2 separate regions of the Homo sapiens genome follow, and region 2 is linked to region 1. A link is a loop called in an ENCODE intact Hi-C map of the cell type or tissue named here. Cell type or tissue: sigmoid colon. All regions are shown on one strand. Links, peaks and the distances in the headings refer to the core of each region. The heading gives the core; the rest is flanking DNA. Region 1 overlaps LINC00992 (long intergenic non-protein coding RNA 992). Region 2 overlaps SEMA6A (semaphorin 6A).

Region 1 (9,732 bases), core at 2,038-6,037:
CAATGTATGTGAATAAAACTAATGTGTCCAATTTCTGAGCCATGCCAATTAAAGTCATGTAGCTTGCAATCTAACTTCATTTTTTCTTCACCCATCCTGTGCTTGGCATGTAGATGTGGTGTTGGTGAGCCACATTAAAACTCGTGGTTGAGGACAATGTACTATAAGTTATGACAGAGTGACAAGGTAGATGAAACCTAGGTCCCTGAATGACATGAAGCAGAGCTGTCCTTTCAGCCTGGACTGGCCAGATGGTTAATGTAAAACAGAGAGCCACTGCAGGTCTTCCAATAACATCGTTTCATTCAAAGTTCCTTCGTCATTATGTTGGTAAGAAAACAAATAAAAAGAATCCTGCCTGGGCCAACTCTCTCTGTGGAGTTTGCTCATTCTCCCCATGTCTGTGTGGGTTTTCTCTAGGTACTCTGGTTTTCTTCCACACTCCAAAGATGTGCACATTAGGGTGAATTGGTGTGTCTCAATTGTCGCAGTGTGACTGAATGTGTGTGGGTATGTGAGTGCACCCTGTGAAGGTATAGCATCCTGTCCCAGATGGTCAAGGTCCCCACCTTGCACCTGAGCTTCTAGGATAGGATCTAGTCACCCATGACCCTTAACTGGAATAATTGGGTAAATAATTATCTTACTTATTACTCTTTCTCAAAAATATGAATAGCTCATATTTATTTTAATGTTTAAGATTAGAAGTGTTTTGGTCTTTTTTTTTTTCTTAGAAGTTCAATGATGCATTGTGTCCAGAAATATGCCATTGGAATTTGACCCTTGTTTGTATCAACTAGCTTATGGTAAAATTGGTTTTGTTATATATGGTTTTGCTTACAGTCACAGCTTCCAAGAACGTATTGATGTTTAGTGAGGACTTAATGTACTTTGATTGTATGTCAGCTGCTCTAGTTCTTGTTCTCATGTTATAGCAGCTTAAAGTAGCACCTTCTAATATAGGAGAGGCCAAATAAAAAAAAGTGATACGATTAAGTGAAATATAACCATTAATTACATACTGGAATTGAAAGAGAGCTGTGGACATGGGACATGCTTTATTTCTGGATATATCTATACATTTCAGCAGTAGACACACCAAGTTATAATGGCACTAAAAGTTGAAAAAGCATGTAAACAATTTGCCTAGTAAAGATATTTGGGATTTTTTTTTTTTTTTTTTTTTTTTTTTTTTGAGATGGATTCTGGCTCTGTCACCCAGGCTGGAGTTCAGTGGCGTGATTTCGGCTCACTGCAACCTCTGCCCCCAGAGTTCAAGTAAGTCTCCTGCCTCAGCCTTCCAGGTAGCTGGGACTACAGGCCTGCACCACCATGCCTGGCTAATTTTTGTATTTTTGATAGAGATGGGGTTTCGCCATGTTGGCCAGGCTGGTCTTGAGCCCATGACCTCAAGTGATCCACCTGCCTGGGCCTCCCAAAGTGCTGGGATTACAGGCATGAGCCACCGCGCCTGGCCTGGGATTCTTAAGGTAAAAATGTATTATATGCAGGATGGTTAAATGATGCTAAGATATTTAGTTATACCCCACATAACATTCTACAGTGTGACAATATGATATTTTTCATTCTCATTCAATTCTCTATCTTTGAGAACTCATTAATTCATAGAACTTAAACTTCTGCTACTCTATATACCAATCCCAGATCTATTTCTCTGAGTGCAAAAAATTCTCTTAAAACCTAAGGGACATGCAAAGCTGGGGCAAATATTATGTCTGTTCACATGACGGGGGGTAAACTTGACTACAAAGAATCTATGGGCACCTAAGACCAATAACTGTACTACCAAGATAAATTCCAGATTGTTATTATATTGCACAGTGAAAGCTAACTCAGTATGAAATGAACTGTCTTAGGAGATACTGGAGTTGTCTTAATATAATCCTATCAAGTGTTGTAGATACTAAAGATAAAGTAGTAAAAATTATAAATATGTATTTTGGCCTAAGTGACCATTCAGACTTTTGGTTATCTCAGAGGTTACCACATTCTTTGTTAAAATGCATGTCCGAACAATGCCATAGTTTGAATGCAATGCTTTGTACAAAAAGAGTTTTTTGAAATTATATTTTCCTTATTTTTAGAAAATAATGTTTTTATATTAACCTTCAAAGTCTATGCTAGCTATATTTAGGCATGTCTTTATGATCACAGTTTCAGCTAAATTTCCTGGAAACTCACTGTTGTAGTGTGCTCTTACCTGAATTAATTTTGTTTTACTCTTCTTGGTCCTCAAAGACTGAATTTTTGGAACATTTTAGCACAAACCACAAACATCTTTAAGGAAAAACAAATAAGATACTTTTTGACATCTGGAAACCTTACAGTTAGTTTTTAGCTTATAAGTTTGGTCACCCTTCATAAGTTTACTTACAATAGCAAGTACATTTTATGTGCATTTTACATGTTGGTGTAATATAAGATACAGTCAATGCTGACTTGGAAAGATACACAGAAAATCTTTGCAAATTTTGAGGTAGAAAAAACTACTGTTTTATATGTCTCCACTAAAATGACAAAGATGCTTAAGTAAAGTTATAATGCATTTATGACTCATTTTTTCTATTAAAAATAAGAACTGATATAATGATTTTCAACATCTACTGTTGATTTTCTACAGACTGGTGATTCGATCATGAGTAAAGGAATGGTGACTGATTTTAGCCTTTGGAGAGTTGAAGAGAGCTAGCTAAAACTGCAGGCTGTGATTCAGAAATCCCATAACTGAGAAAGCCTAAAACTCAAAAAGGGCACGTTTATTGTTGAGACAATATGGCCTAAATTAATCTGAGTATATTCAAATGCAAAGTGAAAATGCTAAGCATTTAAGTGCCTTCAGCTCCTGTTCATTCCCCTAAATGGAAAAGCTGCTACAATGAAGAAAATACCTGGCAGCAGACACAGTGGCTTGGATGTGGCAGGCAGAAATGAGCTGCTTATACACCCATGTACTCCTCTACAAACCATGTAATAAATGTGCATGAGTCAGTGGGAAGTGAAATGGTTAGCCATATAATGCAGAAAGGTGTATTTTCTTCCCACATTAGCAAATTAAAATACAGCCTGCCTTCATTGTGAGATGCAATTTCTCTTTATTTTATATATATTTCCTCCAAGCTGGTTCTCTTTATTTTAATTTCTTGAACCCTCTTCCCACACTTTGATGGAGTCAGTTAAACATTCACTAGCTCTGTTATCCCCACCTTTAAATGAAATAAATATGGTTTAAGTCTGAAAGCTGCTTGCTGCTACATGAATAAAGGTAGCAGGCACTTGCCTCAGCAAAACAAAAGCAGCTGAAATGTGGTGAAATGCACATATTTATAGATGACACTGCAGTATTTATAATGTGAGGCTGGAGTCTCTACAGTGGAGATCTGGCTCTGTGTGACTGTGCCACTGAGGTCAGTTCAAGGCAGCTGACTGGCTTTCTATATATGGCCTGGGGGACAGCTGTTAAATTTTGAGACTAGAGCATTTAAAACAAGTCTTGGACCTGTTAAAGTCTAATAATTAGAATGAGAAATGGCAGGACTGGGAGTAAAAGATGCCATAGTCTTGACATTAGGGGAATATTTCCAAAAGAAATGATTTTGTGTCAGGCTGTAGTTATTACAAAGAAAATATTTAATTATTTTTGTGGTCTGAGTAACAAGTAGAACAAAAAAATCAATGCAATAAAGTTTGTAATTTTGATTATGTGACTCTCTCTTTGAGCAGTACTTGAGCAGAAAAGCAGATAGGCTCTGATTAGGCTTATAAATATAGAAATGTATTGATCACACACAAAAACTCCTTTAAGTGTTCCCTGCATGAGGTCAATGCATCTTTTAAAAGAGTAAAAAGATGTAGCTTGTCTCTCAAGGCTCCAACAAAGTTCGTGGAGCTGACATCTCTATAAATTACAGAAACATATTGACTTCTTTATGGACTATCCACAAACCAAATGGGATTATGTTGAGCAGTGTTCAGAGAATGTGCAGAACCCTATTTTGATTCCATTGTATGGATGTAAATTTTGTCAATGTTAAAGAGTCCAAAGGAGCAGGGGGAGCTGTAGATAGACACATTTGCATGAAGGAACTGGATTTTTTAGCAAAGTTATGAAGATTTTGGTTGCAACAAATTCTAGCCCATTTACCTCAACACCCTTCACTTTTGTTTATATAATGAATGAGATATGTTTTCACCTTCCAAGGTTCTTATCCATCTATAATTTTAGTTGCTCTGAATTATCCCTGACTACATTCTCCAAACCCAAACAAGAGAATGTTCCTGCTGAACATCATCCTGTCACTACAGAAACTTTGGAATCTTTGTAGAACATTTCTAATGGCTGGCAGAAAACTTTCCTTTTCAGAAGTACACTTTTGGCTCAGTTCCTTTTCCCAGGGCAAATAAGGAGCGTTATCATTTCTCTTAGTAACCAAATACACGCTTGTAACAAAGTAACATTTATACAAAACTCTTAGAAAATATAAAAGAAAGCTAAGCATTTCCACATAAAGCAGCCCCTATGGTCTAAAAGGATGTTTGTTAAATTATCAATTATGTAAAATTACTTCAATTGTTTCTTCATAGCATCAAAATTCTAGAAACTCTTTCAAGACCCAAGTAGGCAACATCCACTGAATAAATGTTAAAGCTGTCACTTATGTATCATAGTTCTATGCTCTAATCACTCAAGCATTTTTAGGAAGAAGACTCATACTTCCCATCTTATAACAGGCATTTTATCCTAGTCATTAGAGATGTAAGTTAGCTCAAAATAAACCAGCCTAGATCTGAAGGGATTTGTACTAGAGACATATTTATTTTAAAATATGAGAATTAAAATCTTACTAACTTTGGTGTCATGTTTTCAGCTGCATAAGACATTTATCCAATTAACTATTTTATATGAGTGACTTCGATTAGATGTAACTATTTTGAAAAATAGGGAAAATCAAGATTATAATTACAGAATAAACAAAAAAAATCAGAGATTAAAAAATATACAAGTCTTTCATTGTACATATTTATTTATGTCTTCTCAGTTAAAAAAGAAACAATTCTCTTGAGTGCTTACCATGTCGTAAGTAGATATCATGTTAAGCGTTTTGCAGGTGTCAGTTCAGCCATCTCAAGAATCATTTAAGTTTGATACTATTAACATTACTTCTATTGTAGGAATGATGAAACTGAGACTTCACCATTAATTAAATAAACTTATTGGTAGAAGAGAGAGTCAAATTCTGGTATTTGTCTACCCCTTAAACAATATTGTGCTGCGTTTCTGATGGAAAACAAGAGCAGCAAATAGGAAGTCCAGGCCAAGCAAGTTCATTAACTGAGGTCACTCATCTACCTAATGGCAAAACATGAACTGAGACTATAATCTACTGACTCATAATCATTAAGACATTTTTATTCCATGAAAATATTAAATTTGTGTGCACATTGTGTATTATATGCCATCTTATAACTACTGTTTATAACTCTTACATAATTTATAGCATATATAAAAGTGATACAAGATTAATAGATTTTTAAAAATGATACACTTTATAATTTTGTCTATTGTTGCCGAAAAGGGCACTCAAAAACATCTCTCCCAAATACTCCACCAAAAGTGTTGTGGAAACCCCTTGAGAGAATTGCTCTATGATAAATGGGTCATTCCCTCCTCGGAGTGGTTGACTTTAGTTGAATAATTTAATTACTCTCCTTTTACTACTAGCTGAGTTTAATTGCACGGAAGGTACAGGGATGTATTTTACTGGTCACCATTAATTGTTGAATTACTTAATTTTGAGTTGGCATAGTGAAGGAATTCAGGGACGGAAAAATTTGATTTTGTTGCCCCCCACCCCACGCCCCCCCTCACCTCCCCCCGCTCCAGATGATTTGTGTAGAATAAACTTGGTAAGTTTTAGGATGCAGAGGATGGGGTAGGGAAAATGCAAGATCAGCAACTAGGAATAGTGCCAAAAGGGAGGAAAATATACCACAGATACTTCAGCTACTTGTTCATTTTTCCAGACGACTGGGTACTAGGTTTCATGTGATGCTATAAGAGAAACAGACAGACAGTATCTCAAATAAATGATAAGCACTTTGGACCTTGAGGGATCAAGAATGAGAAATGACAACTTTGCTTTTACTCACACTATTTTTTCTTTCCCTTGGATACCCTCCTTTCTCCCTATGCTATAGTTTGGTGTGTTTGACCCCTCCAAATCTCATATCAAAATTTGATCCCCAGTGTTGGAGGTGGGGCCTAACAGGAAGTGTTTGGGTCATGAGAGAGGATTCCTCTTGAATGGCTTAGAGCCATTCTCCAAATAATGAGTGAGTTCTCACTCTGTTTGTTCCCAAGAGAGCTGGTGGTTAAAAGAGCCTGGAACATCCCCCCTCCATCTCTTCCTTCCTCTCTCACTATTTGATCTCTACCCAGGATGCTTCCTTTTCCTTCTGACATGAGTGGAACCAGCCATAGGCCCTCATCAGAGGCAGATGCTGGCACTTTGCTTCTCGTACAGCCTGCAGAATGGTGAGTCAAATAAATACCTTTTCTTTATAAATTACCCAGCCTCAGGTATTCCTTTATAGCAACACAGAAATGGAGTAAGATCCTCTCTATCCACCTGGAAAATCCTACTTCCCAGAGAGTTTTCTTTTATTTGCTCTTGCCAACAAAGTAGGGTCAACAGCTTGAAACCAAACCTTGTAAAGGTTGCTAATGTGTGGTTTTAAAAATTCAAATGCCTTTAGAAACCAGGCAGGGGACCTTAATGTGAAGCAGGAAAGATTATTCTAACAAAGGATTGTGTAGACTAAAAGGGGCATCACCCTCAGACACTGAATACTCAACAATTATTTGAACAACTTGAGTTAGGATTTCTTCTGAATTGTGCTGGATACTGCTTTGGCAGCTTAACAGAGGCTCGAGAGTATGTTGCCTCATGATTGTCAAAGGAAAGTCTATTATTACACTCCACAATGGCTCTAAAACCTGGTAATGGGCTATCCTATTTCTTACTACATTAAGTAACTTCTATGTCTAATGGCAATAATTTTTCAAGGTTCTTGAGCCCAATTTTTATAGATTTTTAAATTACCTATTCTCTGTATATATATATATATCAGTTTATATCCACCACTTCCAAACTTTTTCTTCTAACTTTCAATGTGCTGCTTCTGATTTTTGTGGCCTAGGACTACGGATAAATACATTTTTGAAATTTTGCATAAAATAAAAATAAGGTTTGAGTAAGCAATCTTAGAGCTATGTATAAATTGCAAGATATATTTTTTATATAATATTTGATAGATATTAAGCAATACATCTAACATTTAAGTAAATTTAAAAGTTAATTAAAATATTAACTATGACCTCACTATCAAACTTATAAACTATTAAAATACTAGTAATATTAATACCTATTATCTGTTCTTCCCATATTTAATTTCTAACTTCCCTACCAGAACAAAAACTACTCTTAATTTTGTGCTTATCATTTGTTTGTTGTAGTTTTTTAAATAGTACTACTATATATTTAAGTGTTAAACAATATGTTGCTTAGCTTTCTTGGTTTTGAGCATTATGAATTATCAAAATTATGTCTTCCACTATGAATTGCATTTCTCCCTCATTATATTTCTCACATTTATCCGTGTCGTTTTATGTAGTTGCAATTTATTCTTCTCATTCTTTCATAATATACCACCGTGATTATTGCAAAATTTCTTTACCCACATTCTAGTCAATGCATCATTTCTGTTTTTTTCAATTCTATGAACAATACTGTTACGAACATTATGTCTTTCCTGGTATACATATGCAAAATTTCCTCTAAAATATTGTTCAAACATTTTACTGTGATTTATACCACGATATAAATTTTAAACAACAGCTTGGTAGATATTTACAATAAGGAGTCTTTTAGTCTATGAATGTGGTATATCATTCCATTTATTTAAGCCTTTTAAATCTTTCTCTTTTTTTTTCTTCTTCTAGAGACAGAGTCTTGCTCTGCTGCTCAATCTGGAGTGCAGTGTTATGATCATAATTCACTGCAGCCCCAAACTCCTGTGCTCAAGCTATCCTCCCACCTCAGCTTCTTGAGTAGCTGGAACTACAGGCACATGCCAATATGCTTGGCTATTTTTTTAATTTTTATTTTTTATATATATGGGGTCTTAACTTTGTTGCCCAGGTTGTAAATATCTTTTCATAAAGTTTTCTTCTTTGCATGCAAACCATTAGCCACACTGAATTTTTCTATTCCCTCTTGAGATTACAAGTAGAAAGCAGACCTTCTAGTTTATCCCTTAGTTCTTTTAACATTCTTTCATATTTCCCATTTTCTTTTATCTCTAAACTATGCCGTGAGTACTTGCTCCACATCTGTCTTCCAATTCTTTTATAACCTTTGGCTGCTTTCTTACCTACAAATTAATTGTAAATTGTAAATTGTTGTTCTAGAATTTCATTTATTCTTTTCCAGATAAGTTTTGTAATTGTAATAGTTTATTTTCCATTGTTCACTTAAAAAAAAACTTTCTTCTTTTTCTCTTGAATATATTACATTATTTTATATTTTTTCTGATAGTTATATTATCTGAAGTCTTTGAGAGGCCTAAAGTTGTTGCCTTTTTAGTTTCTGCTTACTCTACCTCATGTTATATTGTGTTTTCTAGGTTTGTTTGTTTGTTTGTTTGTTATTGAGACGGAGTCTCGCTCAGCCGCCCAGGCTGGAGAGCAGTGGCGTGATCTGGGCTCACTACAAGCTCCACCTCCCGGGCTCAGGCCCTTCTCCTGCCTCAGCTTCCGAAGTAGCTGGGACTACAGGCGCCCGCCACCACGACCGGCTAATTTTTGATTTTGTATTTTTAGTAGAGATGGGTTTTCACTGTGTTAGCCAGGATGGTCTCTATCTCCTGACCTCGTGATCTGCCAGCCTTGGCCTCGGAAAGTGCTGGGATTACAGGCATGAGCCACCGCGCCCAGCTAGGTCTGTTTTTATGATTAAAATATATTAGCTATACTTGGTTGAAGTTAGTTTGTAAAAAACTGGGTCTGACTCAATGATGTTAACCTCCAAAGAGAATTTTATTTGTTCCTGCTGGATCCCAGAACCTGCTATTAATCTGAAGCTACTTTAACCTCCTCAGTGTTTCAATCTTAATCCACTGGTATTAGGTCCAGCTCTTTCACTGGTATTCCCAAGGCCTTGGCTCGAATTGCAGCATCACTAGTGGTATTATTTCCCAGGGCAATTATGTACCATTCACAGCTACTTTCTCTCATTAAAGTTCATCGTTTTGTTGTGGTGGTGGTGGTGCTTTGGGCTTAATTTTTACTCTTTGGAGATTTTCCGTATTTGTTATTAACCTTGACCTCAATGTCTTTCAAAATACGTTTTATCCAGATTGTAGCCGTATTGTAGCCAAAAGACCTTTCAAAGTAGCTAGCTTAACTCCCTTATTTCCAGAAACCAAAGCCCACATGCATGATATCAACTTTATGGCTACTTGACATCTACTGAGTGAATGACAAAATTCATTAGCAAACTAAAGAACATAATCAGCTTATGTGTGAATGTGTTGGGGAGTCTGCTTACAAATTTATGTTTGACTTATACAAATAACTGTACCTGTTACTTTGGATAAATGAAATTGATGAATCTCTTTGGGGACTATGCAAATATTAAAAAAGAAGAGCCTGAA
Region 2 (9,732 bases), core at 3,612-7,611, 910 kb before region 1:
TGATTTAAACTTTGACCTAACCCTATAAATCCTTACTGTTTTCTTGTTGTTTGTCAACATTTTTGGTAAGACAGTCTCAAGATCAGGAAGAAAGTGAAAACATTTCCTTGAACTAAAATGTTGGCATCAGGTCCTTTGGTGTTTGCTGCCTGTGTCAGCCCTCATTGTATTTCCTGCCTCTTTCGATGAGCTCTGATGCTTTCCCAGAACCCTGAAAGCCAAAAATAGAGTTTCTATTTGATTACAAGCTTCTGATTATACAAAAAGAGGCATAATATCATTTCAGGATCTGCTCCATAACCAAGCATGATATTGATGCTGACTGGTGCTTATCATCAGTAAAGTATCTATATACACAGTACATTTTCTGTTCATCTGTGTATGTCCAGACACATCGAGAACAGACATGATATGGAAGAATTATATCTTGAATTTCTATAATTTTCCCACATTTTTGGGGAAATTCATTTCGTTTATCCGAAAAAAGCCTGCTTTATGTCTCAGTGAGCTCAGTGAAAACTGCAAACCCACACATTTTAACCTATTATTAAATTTGATAGATATTTCAGGTTTTTTTTTCTGAAAATTACTAATATCTTTATTGGCTTTGCTCATTTACTTTTATGTAAAAAGTGACTCATTAGCCTGGCTTGATTTACTTAGCAAAATAACGTAGGTGTTTTCCAAAGGCAGTTTATCAGTTTGAATTGTGGTGGAGAGAAGACGATTCACTAGGTGCCTCTTCCCAAACCAGAGTCAACTCTAGGATACCACCGCATAAAATGTTCATTTGCTTTTAATGTGAAATCTTATCTTTGGAATTAATAATTATCCCCAAACATCCTGAAAATATGCTTCCTTAGAGCGAATGAAAATAAATTCTACGAAATTATAGGTTTGTTTGAATGTCTCTACCACTTGATGACTTGACTCCTTAAACAGGTGACTTCAGGGTCACCGCACAAACAGAACAGTCCTGTTCTTTGGCAGCATCTGGAGGAATCATTTTGGTGTTCATTGTTTTTGAAGTCTGCCCTGAGGCTCCTTAAGTTTAAAGAAAAATACGATTTGCTATCCCCTGTTTCTCTAGATCTGGATGAGGCCAAGTTCATTTCAGGAGTATAGGTACACAATTTCTTATCTGCAATTACAAACAAAACAAAAACAAACCCTGAAAACCAAAATGTTTTTTCTACTCATTGTGTGACAAGCTTGAGTTGGCATGAGACCATTTGTAGTCCTTATTTATCCCTCTTAGGATGAATATTTATGCATTTTGCTGCAAATTATGAACAGGTATGATTATTAAAAATTGCTCCAGACTCCACTGGTGTATGTTTCCCATGTTACTTTTCCAAAATCTAAAAAATTTCAAAAAAAAAAAAGATTGGGACACTACATGCCTTCGTTCCTAAAGAGATTAAAAACAGGATATAAAGTGATGGAGAAAGGAAATCCTTGAGAGTAAATTCCCAACACTGGTTTTGCTAAAATGAGAACGTCTCTTAATTATTCCACAGTGTGTTGTGAAATTCTCACAGAATTTAAAAAAAAAAGTAATCTGATTTCACATATTTTTAAAAGTGTATGTCGTATCATACTTGCAAGAATAATTCAGAGATGAGGAATTGCTGACTGAGTTACTTATTTTTCATTTCCTATGTTCTGGGCTTATAATGACAGTTTTCCAGGCCCCTCTCCAGACAAAGGACCGACAAGAACAGACTTCCACAAAATAAGTGATGTTCCCAGAGCAGATGTAATCTTGGTAGCAAGGTCCCAAAGCCTCTCCTAAGTAAGTGATATCATCCAGAAGCAGCAGAAGTGACTGCCTCCCCAGGCTCAGCAACCCCTCCACCTGAGTGAGCTGCATTTCTTCCCATCTGATGGCCAACTACAAGGGAGTCAGCACTCCTTCCTCTCTCTGTAGAAAATGGACAGACTTCACAGGCTTTTTGTGCACTTGGTGATGGTGTCTCCAAAGGAGATTCCATGATGTCAGAGCCTGTAATCATTTTCTCCCCAATGGAATATGCCTGGTCACGGCATTTTCCAATCCCTGGCATCAGAAGCAATTGTCAACTGGCAGTATCTGCCCTCTGCTTTGTTACAGGTACCTGCCTTTAATTTTCAAATATCTGTAATTTTCTTTTGATGAATAACCCCAGAAGTTTAGGAACTAGTTACTAAAATTAAGAATTTGGATTTCTGGAATATTTGGGGAGGACAACTGTTATCTTGGACAACAGGTAGGGGTGGTAGAGAAGGAAGACAGACTCTCCTATTCCTCTCTGAGGTGCCCTCCACTGGCTGTCCCTCACCTTTCTTTCTCCCAAAGTGGACACTGGGCGTCAGACAACAACGTAATCAATTTTAAGTCTGAAATAAAATGGAGGCAAATGGTTAATATCAGATAACTTGGATACAAGGTTAATTACTGCAATCCAATTATCAGGAGGGAAGACAGCACATGAATATCACCAATTAACCCCTAAATCAAATTTAAAAATCACCATTCCCATAATTAATAGCACAGCAATCACTTTAATTACCATCTCTGCCAGACCAGAATAAGGAGGAAAAGTGAAATTATCCAATAAGTTTGAGTGTGACAAGAAGAAACCAAACTAAAGTGCTGAGGGTCAGACAAAAGAGAGGTGATAAATCAGAGAGAAAGTGAGTGTGAGACACACACCCAGCCCTGCAGGCATGCCTAGGCGTGTCACTCTAGCATAGCACAAGGATCCCTGCACGTGTGTGCTTGCCTTTCTTTGGGAGGAAATGGAGGCACAGAAAATGGATAAACGTCTCTAGAAGCTACTTAGCCCTGGTTACTGGGAAGCAGAGAGGTCAACCTGCATCATCCAGGCTTTCACTAGTAAGGATTTCAAGTTCTGAGCAATGAGAAGGAAAATACACACCTATGGAACACATGGAGAGTAACAACACATGAACGTCTTTCAAAGAGGAGATTCCCCACGTTCACTTTGAATAACTAAAAGACTAAGGCAGAATGACTTTTTTCTCAAACACGGTATTTTCCTACTGGGTTAACATAGTCTTTATCTCTCCTAAGAGTTAAAAAAAAAAAAGTCATTCTAAAATGTTATGCAAGAATAGGCAGATGTGTTCTTCACATATCTATTTAATCAGCTCTTTCCAGCAGCACTAAGACATGAAAGAAAGGTTGAGTGTCGTCCAGAATCCTCAATGAGAAGAGAGCAAAGTGCTGTGTTGAGCTCCAGTCTTGCAAGATTCCCCAAGCTGGAACACTGCTCCACTATTTGGAAGTAAGGGAGCTAAGGGCACCTCCTCCATTCTCACACAAAAGGTACATTTGAGGAGTCATTATCAATAATTTTTCCAATTTTTTGAAAGTAATTCTATTCCAAAGGAACACTGCTTTTGTACACCACAGGGTACTTTTTTAGTGTTTTGGGAGGTACAAGCAAGAACATGAGATGTGAGAAAATATCGTACAAGTGTGTAGGCATTGAAAGGATGTTCCTTTGACTGTTCAATTAAACCCAGAAACAGCTTTTGTTAGTAATTTTCCTGTACTCATTCATTCACTCATCGAATTCAGTCACTTTAGAAATGGCTGAGTTTCTAATATGTGCAGGCAAGGCACTGTGCGGGAACAGTGCGGATATTGGGGTCATGGGCTCACCCATGGGTTCTGCCCTTGGGAAGTCTCCAGACCACTGCAGACTATACATAAGTGGCTATAACGATGCTGTGTGTACACACACACACACACACACACACACACGCACACACATACATTATACATATAATACAGACTTACATAAAACACTGTGAGTTAAGAGGACCAAGAGACGTAATATCCAAGTATGGATTCTATTTCCAAAGTACATGCCAAATCTGCCCACTTCCCTATGTTCTACCTACAATCCTCTTAATCTAACCTAACCTCAGCTCCTGCCTCATGACAATTGCTATCTACTTAGTCTTTCTACTTCCACTTGGCCCTCCTTCAGTTTAATCTCCACACAGCAATCAATGGTCTTTTAGAAACATAGATCATGTTATGTCCTCCCTTCCATAAAGCCTTCCAGTGGCTTCTTAATGTATTAACAACAAAATTAAACCCTCTATTCTGGGCACAAAAGGCACCACCCAACTGGTTGACCCCATCATGTTCCATTCCCACTCTGTTCCAGCCCCTGTGCCTTGCTTTCCTCAAATGCACAAGCTCTCATTCCTGCCTCATGGACTTTCTGCTCTCTCACCTTGGAATGATCTTTCTTCCAAGATCATAAAATGTCACTTCCTCAGACAGGCCTTCCCTGAGCCCCCAAAGCAGCCTGATGCTTTTTTTTTTTTTTTTCATCACTTTATTCTACATTTCTGCAATGGATTTGTTCCTAATTGAGATTTTCACTTGCTTTTGTCTGTTCCTCCCCTCCACTAGAATGTAAGCTCTATGTGGGTAAATTGGTCTTATTAATCACTGTATCCCTCCCATTCAAGAACAAAGTCTAATGTACAGTAAACTCTTAACAAATATTCATTAAATAGTGAATGAAGCTCTAAAAAAAGAGTATCAGGACAATTTCTGAAAAATCAGTACTAAAACAAGGAAAAGGGGAGATGCAAGGGGCAGAGACTGGCATTTTTCAGATATCTGAAGAGAAACCTAGAGGACAGTTGTGAGGGTAGACCTAAGATCAATGGGTAGAAACTATAAAGATGATTTCTGCTCAAAATAGGGAGGAACTTTCTAGCAGCCCCTGTAACACACACATGGACTAGCCTACCTAAGGGGATGGGGAGGCCAGATGAGTGCTAGGACAGAAGGAATATTCTCCAGGAATTTAGACGCAGGATGCAGGGCTAGACCAGACAACATTTAGGGTCCCCATGGAGAACCTGACTGCCTATGGTTCTTGGATCCTCTGACAAGTCTTTCCTCCCACGTAGTGAGGAAGTACTGTTCAGAGCAGGAAGCCACAGATGGTCCAGAAGGATCCTGCTGTGGACTCAAACTCTTGCTGGCAGCTGCTCCTAGGGCTCTGTTGTAATAATGTCCCTGGAATCAAAAGACCAAAAGAAAGTCCTCAGGCTTTGGCCAATCCTCATTCATTGTCTCCCAGTTTGACCAGATTGTATAGGATATAGATCTACAGCCAAAAAGCATTTGCAAGGAGACAGATGGCAAGAACCTAATGAACATCATGGCCAATGACAGAAAGTCTCTAGGGATGGAGACATCCAGCATCTATACAGCTCTACCTCTTTTTCACTACAAAGCCCAGAGGTGTGGATTGTGGAATACAAAGTGAAGCTCTGGTTGTGTGGCCTTCCTGGGACTGTCAAGCACTGGCTTGTTACTAAGGCTCGATTGCCAATGACACACAGACCCCAGGAGATGGTTTAACTCTACTCTTGTCTCAAAGCCCTTCCCAGTGACTCATAACTTTCTTTGACACCAGAACAGCTGGGCCAGCCAGCTGGAGAGAAGACATACAGATGTAGCTGGCTGGAGTTTGAGGGGTAACGGGGCTGTGCAGTCAGCCTAGTATCCTGCAGTGGGCTACAGACTGGAAGTCTCCCCCTCTGCAGACAAGTCATGGGTGGGGACACTGGCTCTGTCATGACCGTCTCTCATCCTTCAACACATGTGTGTTTAGAATAGAAAGCACTGCAGCTCTTCTTCAATGGCCAGTTGGGGGATGTTTTATTTCTTTGGGGAATATTAGATCCTTGAGCCAATCCATCTGGGGAAGGTATGAGAGAGAGTACTCTGGCCAGAACATACCACCTACCCAGATGTCTCGGCGTAAAACAGAACTCAAATGAGAGAATGTGTGAAAGGCTGAGAAGTTAGAGGGGTGAGGGAGAGAAAGAGATCATTTTTGTTTCTGAGAAAAACATTTAAAACAAAGACTGACTACCCTTTCACTAACATAATTTTAGATTAGTTGTTATACACCAGAAAAAAAGTATGAAACATATATGTGTAAAATCCTCATTAGAAATGGCTTGTTTAGGCAACATTGTGCACATTGAAGGTACTTATTAAATATTTGTTGATTTTGATCCAAATAGCTTTGGGTATTTTTAAATATCAGTGCATTCAGTACCCCAGTGATTGTAAAGGGGGCTGTTTTTTGTTAATGAAACTTGAAATACAAGCCAAGATTGACTGATTTTTTAAAGTGTCGTGAATATTGCAGTTCTCATATATAAGCAACTAGTAACAGTGTCTCTGAGGGAGGAGGTGTAGGAGGTCAGATTTGGGTAAGAAACTCACTTTTTATGTTGTACATTTTTATGTTTTATTGACAATATTTTTCTTGTGCATGTGTTTTTTTAGAACAAAATAAAACTAGTTACTATTTTTTAAACTCTTTGTCTCTAGAGGCAAACCTAGAGCTTAGACCTACTGATAACCTGCCAGTTCCCACTAAACTAGAAAGAAAAAAGGATTTTTCCCAGGATCCCGTCTCTTCGCAGTATGGTCAGCCAATAGAAATATTCTGGAATACAGGATGCGGGTGAGGGAATTTATAGGCATTGTGGTGTCAGTAGTGATAATTCTAGTCGATCTGTGATGCAGATGGATGTATATGGTGGCTGGTGGTTTACACAGCACTATAAACCCGCCTGCGTGCCATATGAATGGCTAATTTATTAGCTTTCAAATAAAAATGTAGCAAACTCAGAAAGGCAGGCCACAGTGCAGTCTAACACAAAGAATCAGATGAGCTCAAAGCAAATAACCTTCATATTTTTTATTTTATGCTCCATAAGTGGGATTCCAGTACTGCAGATGGGAACTTTTTTTTTTCTCCCTTCTCTATCTGCACGTTGATTTCTGGGCAGGCACCTGCCCCCTTGTTCTCTGTCTTCACTGGCCTTTCTTCCTGTTCATTTCCTATGGCAAAGGAAGCCCAAATGCTGCTTTTGAAGCATCCCCAAAGGACACCTGACATTTTAAAAGCTGAATGAGTGTCCTCCCCTGAGACAGTCATCTTCGACCATCTCAGAATGACTGCTCCCAGAGAAGACAGGAGATTGACTAAACTAGAGAGAAAAGAAAGAATTCATCAGGAGAGCGAGGAGGGCAGTGTGGAGAGGTGCCCACTGTGCAAGGATGTGGTCAATGAGTTTCCTCCATCCCATCCCAGTACCCTTTCTGGGAACTGAGCTGCACATGACCACCTCCTCTTTTCTCTTTTTATTCATTTATTCAACTAACACTGAGCTAAGCACTAAGAAAGGAGCAAAGGCATGTTTCCTCCTTTTTTGGTTCTCCTTCTCCTCAGAGCTGAGTCTATTTTGACCACTTTGAGGTTGCTTTTCTCACCGGGTGGGTCACATTATGCTTTTTCTCTTGGGGTTTAAGGTCTTACTGGGGTGGGAGACAGCAGTTTCTTTTCTTTTTGAGACAGGGTCTTGCTCTGCTGCCCAGGCTGAAGTGCAGTGATGCAATCTCTGCTCACTGCAACCTCCACCTCTCGGGTTCAAGCGATTCTCCTGCCTCAGCCTCCCGAGTCTGAGACTACAGGCACGCGCCACCATGCCCAGCTAATTTTTGTATTTTTTGTAGAGACGGGATTTCATCATGTTGCCGAGGCCGGTCTCGAACTCCTGGGCTCAAGTGATCCACCCGCCTCAGTCTCCCAAAGTGTTGGGATTACATGCATGAGCCACTGCACCCGGCCTAGACAGCAGTTTCATATTTTTATGCAAAAATATGCATAAAACTGAGTATAGACCAGTGCTTTCCAAACTTGCCTGCACATTGGAATCACCTAGAGAGCTTCAAAAATTAAAGATGTCTGTGTTCCATACCCAGAGATTTTGACTTAAGTGGCTTGGGTGTGACCTGGGCTGTGAAAAATTTTAGTAGAACCCCAGGTGATTCTAGTGAGTAGACAAATATCGGAGCCGCTGATACAAATACAAATGGCATCCATATTACAATCCTAATCCCTTTCATTTCAATGCCTTCAGCCACAGCCAGGGATAATTAGCCATGATTCAAAAACCTTTACTTGTGCCAGCTGCATGGAGTGGCTTTAAAAATATCTAAGTTTATTTCATGTCCAATAACAACTGGACATTGAAACCTACCCTCATGCCAACCCACTTACAGAATATAATTTAATCCATTAAAAATTACAGGGAGGCATACAGAAACTTCTTTTCCAGCATGGGGCGTGCAAAGTATTTCTAATGCAAACACAGACAATAGGTATGTTTTCTTTTATGACAAGGTTGAAATAAAGCAGACCTAATGATCCCACCCAGATGCTGTGGAGAAGAAGCCATGTGAATACTGCACGAGGAAGCCTATCTCCCAGCCTTATCAAACCCACTTTTCTCTTCAACTGTGCCCTGGTAACCTGGGAAATATAAATTTTGATTACTGATTGCTGCATTGTTAGTAACTGACTATTTATCATCAGTAGCTGGTCACCAGTGTCAGTCCAGACTTAATTATCTCAGCTGAAGGGAAAGTAACCCCATGAAAGAATTGTTTTCCAATTAAAGCAGCATGGAACATGTGATTTGTCTCTCTGACCATATCCAGTTCATACTCCTTTTCAAGTTATTTGTATTGTCTTCTTTTCCTCATTACAAGCTCGGGTTGTGAATCTTAGGTTCCCTAGCAAGAAACACATAAATATCAAGAGGGCAGCTGTCAGACCTTTAAAAAAAAAAAATCATGAACAGTCACCACCAAAAACATTACAGTAATTACAGAGTTTCCACTAGCAAATGCTACACTTAGGGTTAAAGACATCTTTCAACATAACCATTTATTTTCATAGGTTCCTAACCTCCTATAGAATGTGTGTATAATTACATGGGTATGTATACACACACACACACACAGACACACACACACACACAATTTTTAGAGCTTATTCTTTAGGGGTTAGGATCAGATGCTCTATGCTGTGTTATAGCTATTGGGTCAATGACAAGGAAACAAGGAAACCATTTTTCTACTAGCACAAGTATTTTAGGTAAAGATCTAGACAATGGCATCTCTGAACTCTTCATTTTTCTTATCTTGTTTTTGCCATTAGTTTGATATTTATTTTGCATGTCTGCCCATTTGCCTATCTAGACAATTCTTTATTCCTGGAGCAAGGACAAAAGTTTATCTTCTCTGTGACTAACTCAACCCTGATCACTTTGTAAACATGGCCTTTGAAGTCTGGGTTGTTTAAGAAAATATTTATTCAGCACCTACTGTGTGCCAGGCATGTTCCCGACACTGAGTATTCCCCATGAACAGAAGAGGTCTCTGCTTTCATGGAGCTTATATTCTAGTGGGCTTCCACCCTAGTCCTTCCATTAGTGGCTGAGTGGCCTTGGGTTATTTAATCTGTGTAAGGCTCAGGTTTCTGTGCTCTAAAGTGGGATAATGATGTTTTCCCTTCGTACAGCTGTTATTAGGATAAAGAGCTCCTGGCCCATGAAGAGTTATTTAATTAATGTAAGCTTCCATTTTCTTCTCAGTCTCCTGTATCCTTTGAGTTTCACTGGAAACTCAAAGTATCCTCACCTTTCAGCATTTTGAATTTTGTATACTTGTTTCCTATACCTATATACCATCCCTTGTTTCCTAAAAACATTTTCCTACTGTAGTTCCAATTTCCCCCTGTCCTCAAAACTTCCCACCCACAGCCTTCTGTGTCTTGCACTGGAGCTGCCTATATTTCTTAGAAGATGGTAACGGCAGTTTGGTGT

Evidence for each region. Hi-C counts contacts between places; a loop is a spot of excess contacts. Peaks named below come from ENCODE experiments on the same cell type or tissue, not always from the same donor. Only the 100,000 strongest peaks of a DNase experiment are listed, where the experiment ranks them.
Region 2: it touches region 1 in a loop (2.8-fold over the local background); 1 of 110 quality-filtered maps calls a loop at or near these places.

The regions. Positions count from the first base shown.
Region 1 is chr5:117,431,067-117,440,798 of GRCh38, forward strand. LINC00992 (long intergenic non-protein coding RNA 992) reads left to right here. Exons shown (of 6, transcript NR_046089.1): 2 at 6,458-6,553. Among named protein-coding and RNA genes, the nearest start is that of LINC00992, 20 kb to the left of the region's middle. In sigmoid colon, for the core only: no CTCF peak of the experiment used is centred there; no DNase peak of the experiment used is centred there.
Region 2 is chr5:116,515,921-116,525,652 of GRCh38, forward strand. All of the region lies in intron 1 of SEMA6A (semaphorin 6A), which reads right to left. Among named protein-coding and RNA genes, the nearest start is that of SEMA6A-AS2, 54 kb to the right of the region's middle. RefSeq lists enhancers at 1,983-3,182, 6,904-7,478, 7,479-8,051. In sigmoid colon, for the core only: no CTCF peak of the experiment used is centred there; DNase peaks (open chromatin) are centred at 5,008 and 5,485.